Linked DNA regions of Homo sapiens: region 1 is linked to region 2. Evidence: chromatin loops called from intact Hi-C (ENCODE). Cell type or tissue: K562. All regions are shown on one strand. Links, peaks and the distances in the headings refer to the core of each region. The heading gives the core; the rest is flanking DNA. Region 1 holds the start of LOC105373343 (a long non-coding RNA gene). Region 2 has its middle 57 kb from the start of CXorf66.

Region 1 (5,389 bases), core at 314-5,313, 190 kb before region 2:
TCAATAATCCCACTAAATACACATGTATTAAACACTCCAACAAAAGACAGAGGTTGATGAACTTGATTTAAAAATCAATATCCAATTATATGCTCTTAACAAATAATGCACTTAAAATACAAAACACAGCTAGGTTGAAAGTACCAGGATGGAGGAGATATGCAATGCAAACAGTAGATGAGTATGGAAGAAATAACGGAGCTTCAAAATACATGAAGCAAAATTTTACAAAGTTAAAAGAGAAATGGATAAATCCATAATCACAGCTGTAAATTTAAAATCTCTTCTATTAATTATTGACAAATGAAGCAGACAAATAAATTAGTAAGGATATATGTAGTATTTGAAAACTCCTATCAACCAAATTTGACCGACACCAAGGTAAACCAAATTCTGGGTCATAAAATGAGTTTCTATATATTTTAAAATATTTAAATAGTGAAATATGTTCTCTGACCACAAAGAAATTAAATCAGAAACCAATAGCAAAAACATATCTAGAAGATCCCCAATACTTGGAAATTAGGGACATTCTTCTAAACAATTCATGGTTTAAAAAGAAATTAGAAGTGAAATTAAAGATATATCAAACTGCATAAGAAAACACAATATATCAAATTTTGTGAGATGCAGCTTAAGCAGTCCTAAGTGGAAAATTTATAGCTTTATTTTTATATTAGAAAAGAAGAATGGTTTGAAGTGAATAATATAGGATTTCACCTGAAGGGGCTACAAATTACATTGAAATTGAATAGAAAAAATAAAATAGTAAAGATAAGGAACAGAAATAATTGAAATAGAAAAAGCCAAAATGATAGACAGAAATCAAGGAAGCTGAAGATAGTTTTTAGAGGAATAAAATTCATAAAAGCCTAGCTAAAAGTAATCAAGAAAAAAAACACAAAACATAAGTTACCAATTTCAGAAATTATAGAGGTTGCATCGCTACACATGCTACACGCATTTCAAAACTATGAAGGGAATATTATGTACAACTTTATGCCAACAAATCTGACAATTTAGATGAAATGGAAAAAGCCTTTGAAAAACAATTTTCCAAAATAACATTAGACTGGACTTTTTGAATAGTGTAAATACCAAAGTTAATTCAAAACATAAAAGCTTCTCAAAAGGAAAGTTTCAGGAATGGATGTCTTCACAGATGACTACTACCAAATACTTAAGGAGGAAACAATACCAATTTTAAACAAATTGAACATTGCAAAACATTGGAGACATAAATTAAACACCTAAATAAATGAAGAGATATACGTTTACAAATTGAAGGTCTCAAAGTTGTTAAGATTTCAATTCTCCCCTTATTGATTTATAAATTCAGCACCATCACAATGAAATCATAACAGGCTTTAACATTAATAGAAAACCTGATTCTAAAATTTTTAAGAATGTAGGGAGTGTAAATTAGTTCAACCATTGTGGAAGACAGTGTGGGGATTCCTCAAGGATCTAGAACTAGAAATACCATTTGACCCAGCCATCCCATTACTGGGTATATACCCAAAGGATTATGAATCATGCTACTATAAACACACATGAACATGTATGTTTATTGCGGCACTATTCACAATAGCAAAGACTTGGAACCAACCCAAATGTCCATCAGTGATAGACTGGATTAAGAAAATGTGGCACATATACACCATGGAATACTATGCAGCCATAAAAAAGGATGAGTTCATGTCCTTTGCAGGAACATGGATGAAGCTGGAAACCATCATTCTGAGCAAACTATCTCAAGAACAGAAAACCTAACACCACATGTTCTCACTCATAGGCGGGAATTGAACAATGAGAACACTTGGACACAGGGTGAGGAGCATCACACAGTGGGGCCTGTTGGGGAGTCCGGGGCTAGGGGAGGGATAGCATTAGGAGATATACCTAATGTAAATGACGAGTTAATGGGTGCAGCAAACCAACATGGCACATGTATACCTATGTATCAAACCTGCACGTTGTGCACTTGTACCCTAGAACTTAAAAGCATAATAATAATAAAAAAGAATGTATGAGGGACCTAGAATAGCTGAAATGATCTTGTAAAAGAGGAGCAAAGTTGGATGAGCTGTGTTACCTAATTTTATGTCTTAGCATAAAATTGTGACATGACATGAAATTAATCATGACAATGTGGTTTTGGCATAAGGATAGGCAAATAGATCAATGGAACAGAATAGATGAGGAGTTGGCAATCTCTTTTTCTAAAAGGACGGATAGCAAATACTTTATGTGGTGCAGGCTATACAATCTCTGTCGCAACTACTCTGTTGTAGTGTGAAAGCAGCCATAGCTGACAGTTAGTGTATCTGTGTTCTAATAAAGTTTTATGAACACTGAAATTTCAATTTCACATAATTTTTACATCATAAAATATTCTTTTGCTTTTTTTCCTCAACCATTTAGAAATGTAAACCAAAAAAAAAAAAACAAACCCAAAAATGCCTGTCTTAGTTTACAAACCATACCAAAACAGATACAAATGGAAATTTGTTTGAGGGAAGTGGAATGATTCATATTTTGACTGAGAATTAAATAAGGCCACTGTACCTTGGAGGGATTTTAGATAAGACATCTAAAATAGTAGGTCATGGTAAAGGGTGGGAGAGAACAGAATGAACCACTGAATGGCGGTGGCTGTAGGGAATGCCTTTAAGGAAACACCTTCTCCCTGCTATGTGACCCACCAGAATTGAACATGGGGAAATGATGAGGGTAGCAGGTCATTTTGAAATGGACCTTCGGGTAGTATTTGGGGTGGAAAAATCCCCTTTCTCCAACCACATTTTGGCTACCCCAGCAACACCACCCCCACAGAGGTATCAGCGCTTTGTGATGTCCAAGCCACCCCAGGACTACCATTGGATAGGGGTGCCCCATTCTGGCCAAACAAAGCTGAAGGGTGGGGCTCCTCATTACCCAGGGGTGGGTATACATAAGGAGGTCAGGAGCATGGGGTAGACCATTGGGAGGCTTAAATATGGCTAAGGAGACCCACACACCAGTGAAGCCTAAAGAAAATATGAAACAACCAATTCTAAGCACGAAAAAGCCTACCCCAAGAACCAAAGAGAAGAAGGAAAAGAAGAACTCTTCTCAACAAAAGACCAACAAAAATGGCAAGGTCAGATGATCCTATCCTTGTTCCTTCTTTTCTTCCCCCTCTATTCTCTCAAGACCCCTATCCTGTCCTTGCCTAGCACAACCCCCTTCCTCAGCCTGCACTCCTATTCATAAAGCTCCCCTTCCTATACAACCTCTTTCTCTTCCCCTTAACCGATGTCCTTCTGGCTCACTGTGTTGTCCTTCCAGGTGGAGAAGAAAATCATAAAGGTAAAAAAACCCCTTCAAAGGAATTCAAGAAAAAAAACTCAATCACCTCCTTCCTGCTCCAAAAAGCCTAGGATAACAATGAGACCAACAATATTTGTGTGTCACCACAAGCAGAATAAGACACAACATAAAAATCAGAAGAGCAAGCACAAAAGACAACAGAAAATGAAAATCAGAAGAGCAAGCCCAGAAGCCGCTGGCAAAAGCAAACCATCCCAAGTAACCATCTCTGCTGCCAGTAAATGCAGAGCCTGGATCAGAAACGTACAACTAGCAACAGCAACTCTGGGGAATCACCAATCACATAAAGGCCAAAGCTGAGCCCAACAGTGTTCCACCCATGCTGATGAATGCAATAAAATCAGCACAATGTAAAAGGATGATGTGGATGTTTGTCTGTAGTGGGGAGGGGGTTAAGGAAGAAAAACTGCTAAGAGGGAGAGAGGCAGGGTCCTGTAAGGTTGGGGGCCAGACCAACAGGTATACAGTTAGCCATCGGGGGATAAGGAGTGGGTGAGGACTAAGAAATGAAGACAAATCAACACTTTGCCCCACAGACAAGAAGAAAAAGGGCTTTGGCGTTTCTACATGTACTTAGGGTAGGTGTGGGTAGCAACATCAAGGTCTAAATTCCCAGAACCCAGTTAGGAGGAGGGTTTTATGTGTGATGTGTGTGGCAATAACACACCCCACAAAAAGACAATAAAACCACCTCCAGGTCACCCGTGTCATAGTGGTGTATGTTGTACCCCACACTATGCTATAAGCAAGTAAAGGCCCTCAGGAGGACCCAAAACTCATCCTATCAGGAGTCACTCTCAGCACCCTGATAGACAAATAGTAGAGTTTGGAGGCCACAAACCCAGCACTAATTAGGTCACTTTCTTGTTAAGTAGCTTAGGATGGAGCAGTGTCCTACCAAGTGTGGGGGCAGTGGCAGAGGTCTGCCCACTTGCTGGCCATAAAGAAAAACATTGTCTGCAGAGAATTTTAATATAAGAATAATAAAACCCAGGAAAAGTCAGTCTTTTACTTATTAGCACCAGATACAAGTTTTCAATTTTTCCCTACCCAAATCCTCTTTTGGTCTGAGTTGTGAAAGATTGCTGTGGTTAAATTTAAGCTTGAACAAAATCAATGCAAGGTGCAAATTAGCTGATTTTTAATATTTATGTTTTAATAATCATTTTATTCTACAGGGAAGTTAATTTGGATAAATCCTTATTAAATAGTTGGTCCAAGACATAGGCTGTTCCTTTCTAAAGTAAGCTCTTAACAATTTGGAATTGTTTTGATGCAGGACAGGCAAGCCCCACACTTGGGGCTTAGGTGGGAGGGTTCTTGGCTTCTCTCAGGAAAGAATTCAAAGGCAAGCCAGTGGTGTTAAACAGCAACTTTAATTGAAGCAGAAGTGTAGAGAGCAGCAGAGGTACTGCTCCTGCTCCTTGCAGAGCAGGGCTGCCCCATACGCAGTGTCCCCAGAGTAGCAGCTCAGAGGCAGTTCTGCACTCATATTGATTCCCACTTTTAATTATATTCAAATTAAGGAGCAATTTATGCAGAAATTTCTAGGATGAGGGTGGTAACTTCCAGGTTGTCAGGTCATTGCCATGGAAAGAGGCAGTAACGCCTGGGTGTTGCCATGGCAACGGTAAATTGACATGCCACATTGCTAGACAAGGCTTAAGGAAAGCTGCTTCTGCCCTAGACCTGGTTTAGCTAGTCCTCAATTGGGTCTGCTGTCCAAGCCCCGCCTCTGGAGTCAAGTCCTGCCTCCTACCTCAGTTTGAGCTTGCTTTGAGCATACTTCCAGACTGCAGTCCCTGTGGTAATATATGACACATATGTCTACACTTTAAAAGTACATGAAATTAAAAATTATAGCATGTGATTATAAAGGCAAAGAACAACCACCTCAGCTCTGTGATTCTGTGTAATCACTTGCTTTTATTGGTGTCTAAATCGGTGAAACGAAGTGTTAAATTTAAGGAGTAAAATTTGGGGGGATAAAGACATTTTTATTGCATTTGAAAATAAA
Region 2 (5,389 bases), core at 287-5,286:
ACCTGACTTCAAACTATATTACAAGGCTACAGTAACCAAAACAGCATAGTACTGGTACCAAAACAGAGATATAGACCAATGGAACAGAACAGAGGCCTCAGAAATAATGCCACACATCTACAACTATCTGATCTTTGACAAACCTGACAAAAACAAGAAATGGGGAAAGGATTCCCTATTTAATAAATGGTGCTGGGAAAACTGGCTAGCCATATGTAGAAAGCTGAAACTGGATCCCTTCCTTACACCTTATACAAAAATTAATTCAAGATGGATTAAAGAGTTAAATGTTAGACCTAAAACCATTAAAACCCTAGAAGAAAACCTAGGCAATACCCATCAGGACATAGGCATGAGCAAGGACTTCATGACTAAAATACTAAAAGCAATGGCAACAAAAGCCAAAATTGACAAATGGGATCTAATTAAACTAAAGAGCTTCTGCACAGCAAAAGAAACTACCATCAGAGTGAACAGGCAACCTACAGAATGGGAGAAAAATTTTGCAATCTCTCCATCTGACAAAGGGCTAATATCCAGAATCTACAGGAAATTAAACAAATTTACAAGAAAAAATCAAACAACCCCATCAAAAAGTGGGCGAAGGATATGAGCAGACACTTCTCAAAAGAAGACATTTATGCAGCCAAAAAACACATGAAAAAATGCTCATCATCCCTGGCCATCAGAGAAATGCAAATCAAAACCACAATGAGATACCATCTCACACCTGTTAGAATGGCAATCATTAAAAAGTCAGGAAACAACAGGTGCTGGAGAGGACGTGGAGAAGTAGGAACACTTTTACACTGTTGGTGGGACTGTCAACTACTTCAACCATTGTGGAAGACAGTGTGGTGATTCCTCAAGGATCTAGAACCAGAAATACCATTTGACGCAGCAATCGCATTACTGAGCATATACCCAAAGTATTATAAATCATGCTGCTATAAAGACACATGCACACGTATGTTTATTGTGGCACTATTCACAATAGCAAAGACTTGGAACCAACCCAAATGTCCAACAATGATAGACTGGATTAAGAAAATGTGGCACATATACACCATGGAATGCTACGCAGCCATAAAAACGGATGAGTTCATGTCCTTTGTAAGGACATGGATGAAGCTGGAAACCATCATTCTGAGCAAACTATCGCAAGGACAGAAAACCAAACATCGCATGTTCTCACTCATAGGTGGGAATTGAACAATGAGAACACTTGGACACAGCGTGGGGAACATCATACACTGTGGCCTGTCGTGGGGTTGGGGGAGGGGGGAGGGATAGCATTAGGAGACATACCTAATGTAAATGACGAGTTAATGGGTGCAGCACACCAACAGGGCACATGTATACATATGTAACAAACCTGCACATTGTGCACATGTACACTAGAACTTAAAGTATAATATAATAAATAAATAAATTTAAAAAAATAAAAAATAAATAAAATTAGTTTTATTTTTTATTAAATAAATATACACATGTAGTTTAAAGAGACAACTAGATCTATAAGACCTGTTAAGAAAAGCAACAGTCCGTTCTCCACATGTATCCCAGAACTTAAAGTTAAATAATTTTTTTTTAAGAGAAATTCTGGCCCCGTGATGGCAAAAAAAAAAAAAGAAAAGAAAAGAAAAGCAACAGTCCTTTCTTGTATTCTGCTCCCCAGATGCAACCACTTTCAGTTAGTTCTTTGAGCTGATTATATTTCTATTTACAGCTACTTCTCCAAATTCCATGCTTGCATGAAAAGGGCTTGGGTTTACAGCTTGAAGCATTTTTTAGATTGAGTTTACGTTATGGGAGATAGGAGTTAGCCTCTGTACCTGTCTCTCTCTCTCTCTGCTTCTCTCTTACACACACATCCCACGACCCATCCATATGCTCTCAATATAGTTACACTTTTAGATCAATATTCAATGTTAACATTATTATGATTATGTAGACACAATAGTCAACTTAGTCATGAAGTACATTATGATTATTTTCCATCTCCTTCACATTTTTCCCTAGCATTTTTAAAACTTACTTGATTTTCTGTGTACTTACCACCAAAACAACCCCAAATTCTCCTCCTGGCAATTTCATCTTCTTGAAGAAATCTCTCCCAGAACTTTCAGGACTGCTGGAATCTGAACTCATTGCTCTAGGCCTGCTGAACAGCTGTGATCTAGAGATCTCTTTTTACCATCATCCTAGAGATTTTTTTTTTTTTTTTGAGACAGAGTCTCGCTCTGTCTCCCAGGCTGGAGTGCAGTGGCAAGATCTCGGCTTACTGCAACCTCCACCTCCCGGACTCAAGTGATTCTTCTGCCTCAGCCTCGCGGTTAGCTGGGATTATAAGCACCTGCCACCATGCCTGGCTCATTTTTGTATTTTTAGTAGACATGGTTTCACCCTGTCGGCCAGGCTGGTCTCAAACTCCTGACCACAAGTAATCCACCTGCCTTGGTCTCCCAAAGTGCTGGGATTGCGGCATGAGCCATGGCGCCCAGCTCATCCTAGAGATTTTCTTTGCATCTCTCTTGTGTTGAATTCTTGATTGCTTAGATCCACATCTACTTTTTGGGCCTACACTCCCATTTGAGTGTAGCCCACTCTCCAATAGTTGCCTAAGAAAGGGTGTGCAGTAAACTCTATATTTTATTTCCCAAGAATTGCCACAGAGATATGTTCTGTCCAACATATTTCTCCAGAATCTTGCCACTTCTCTGTGCAGAGGTAGACTCTGTGTTCCCTCCTCTTCAACCTGGGCAGACCATTGAGCATACCTTGACTAACAGAGCATGACAGAAATGATGCCGTGTGGTTTCCAAGTCTAGGCCATAAAAATCAGTAGTTTCAACCTGGCTTTCTCTCAGAATCCTCAACCTTTGAACCCAGCCACCATGCTATGAAGAATCACAGGTCACAGGTAGAGGTCTATGTGGAGAGAATCAAGGACTCCAGCTCTCAATTCTGTCTAAACTCTCAGCCAGCAGCCAATATTAACTGCCAGACACATGAGTGAGCAATCTTGAAGTGGGCCTTTCAAGTCTCAATTGAGACACCCTAACTGATACCACTTGAAACACGAGCCCAGCCTTCGCCATTTAGACCTACTCGAATTTCAGAGTCATTAACAACAACAACAAAATTATTGTTGTTTTTTTAAGCAACTATGACTTAGGGTGGTTTTTATGTAACCAGAACAGAATGAATTGGAGGTAAATATTTTGAAAGCCTGCATATCTAAAAATGTATTTATTCTGTCATAACATTGGAAACATAGTTTGGCTCAGTATAAAATCCTAAGAAAAAATTTATTTTCCATAAATAATATATTAAGACATTCTTCCAGTATCTTCTAGCATCCAGTATTGCTATAAAGAAGTGAAATGCAATTTTCATTTTCATTCCTTCATGTGTGATATTTGACTTTTTTTCTCTGAGACAGCATTCAGGATAATTTATTTATCACAAAATTCTGAAATTTCAGATGATAATATGTATATATTCATTCCTTTTGGTGGACACTCATTGGGTTCTTTTAGTCCAAATGGAGACTCCAGTACCTCAGTTCTACGGAAATTTTATATATTACTAAATGATAATTTCACGTTCTTTATTTTCTTTGTTTTCTCTTTCTGGAATCCCTATTATTCAGATGTTAGATCTTTTGGATTGACTTTCTGAAGTTATATTTTTGCTCTTATTTATTTTTCTTTTATTCTACTTCATAGGGAATTTCTTCACTTTGTATTTCAGCATTAGTATTCAATTTCTGAAATTGAGGTATGCACAAATTTCAATGTATAACTAGATGAACTTTTACATATGTATATACCCAGTCATGTAACCCCCACACATATCAAGATATAGAATATTTTCATCACTTCAGAATATTTCCTCATGCCCATTTTCCAGTCAATATCAAACCCAAAGGTAAACAGTATTCTGATATTTATTGCCACATATTGTTTTGACTGTTCTCAAGCTTCAGAAAAATTATAGAGTATATTTCTTTTATTTAAAATAATGTTTTTGGAATTTAATCGTGGTTGCCTGAGTTTTTAATTAATATTTAAATTTAGTTGTTATATTTTTTAATTTTCAAGAACTAGTTTTTGTTCTATTATTACATTTGGAAACCATCCTGGTTTGGGGATCTTATTGCTTATTTATTTATTATTTTTAGTTATGATGGGTATATAATAGTTGTCCATTCTGTTTTTGTTTTGTAAATGTAATTATCTGCCCTTATCTCTCTAGAATAACAATAGCTTAAGAACCCTTTATTTAGGTATAGTCGACATGAAGTAAAATGCATATATTTAAAGTGTACAGCCGGGAACAGTGGCTCATGCCTATAATCCCAGCACTGTGGGAGGCCAAGGTAGGAGGATCCCTTGAGCCCAGGAGTTCAAGACCAGCCTGGGCAACATAGTGAGACCTCCTCTCTACAAAAAATGAAAAAAAAATTAGTCAGGTATGGTGATGTGTGCCTACAGCCCCAGCTACTAGGGAGGCTGAGGTGGGAGGATTGCCGGAGCCTGGGAGGTCAAGTCTGCAGTGAGCCCAGATCACACCACTGCATTCCAGCCTGGGCAACACAGTGAGACCCTGTCTCAAAAAATAAATAAATAAAGTGTACAAACTGAAAAGGTTTGACGTACATAATCATCTATGAAACCATCTCCACACTTAAGGTAATGAATATATCCATTATTCCCAAAAGTTTCTGTGTGCTCCTTTGTAATCGCTCCTTTCTACTCCTTCCACCTCGACTCAAATTTGTCTCCAGGCAACTAATGATTTTCTTTATCACTATGGATTACTTTGTAATTTCTAAAATATTATATAAATGGAATCATATAGTAAACACTTTGTTTTGTTTGGTTTCTTTCTCTCAGCATAATTATTTTGAGATTCATGCATGTCATTATGTGTATTCTTAGTTCATTCGCTTTTTATTGCTGAGTAGTATTCCATTGTATGAATATACAACAATTTGTTTATTATTTAATCTATTAATGGCCATTTGGGTTGTCTCCAGTTTTGAGCATTTGGAGATTACGAATGAATATGTTCAGTATTTTAATTGAGGTGTTGGTTTACCAGAAGTCTATGTATGTGGAAACTGATCAAATTGCATACTTTAAACATGCAATTTTTTTGTAGGTTAATTATTCCTCAATAGAGCTGTTTAAAACAAAAAGAAAAAAAGAAAAACAAAAATACCAGAGACTGGGGCCAAATTATGAGAGATTTTACATAAAAAATATTTCCCTCCATGACACAATTAATATACTTCTCACCTGGATACACACACACACACATACACACACACTCACACACACACACACAGCCAATTTAATTGAGCTATAATTACATGACATAC

Evidence for each region. A loop is a pair of places that touch in the nucleus more often than their neighbours do. Peaks named below come from ENCODE experiments on the same cell type or tissue, not always from the same donor. Only the 100,000 strongest peaks of a DNase experiment are listed, where the experiment ranks them.
Region 1: a loop joins it to region 2, with 23 times the contacts of the local background. A loop is called at or near these places in 3 of 110 quality-filtered maps.

The regions. Positions count from the first base shown.
Region 1 is chrX:140,214,368-140,219,756 of GRCh38, reverse strand. LOC105373343 (a long non-coding RNA gene) reads left to right here and starts at 2,990. Exons shown (of 2, transcript XR_938603.3): 1 at 2,990-3,142; 2 at 3,331-3,731. In K562, for the core only: no CTCF peak of the experiment used is centred there; no DNase peak of the experiment used is centred there.
Region 2 is chrX:140,020,084-140,025,472 of GRCh38, reverse strand. No RefSeq gene overlaps it. Among named protein-coding and RNA genes, the nearest start is that of CXorf66, 57 kb to the right of the region's middle. In K562, for the core only: no CTCF peak of the experiment used is centred there; no DNase peak of the experiment used is centred there.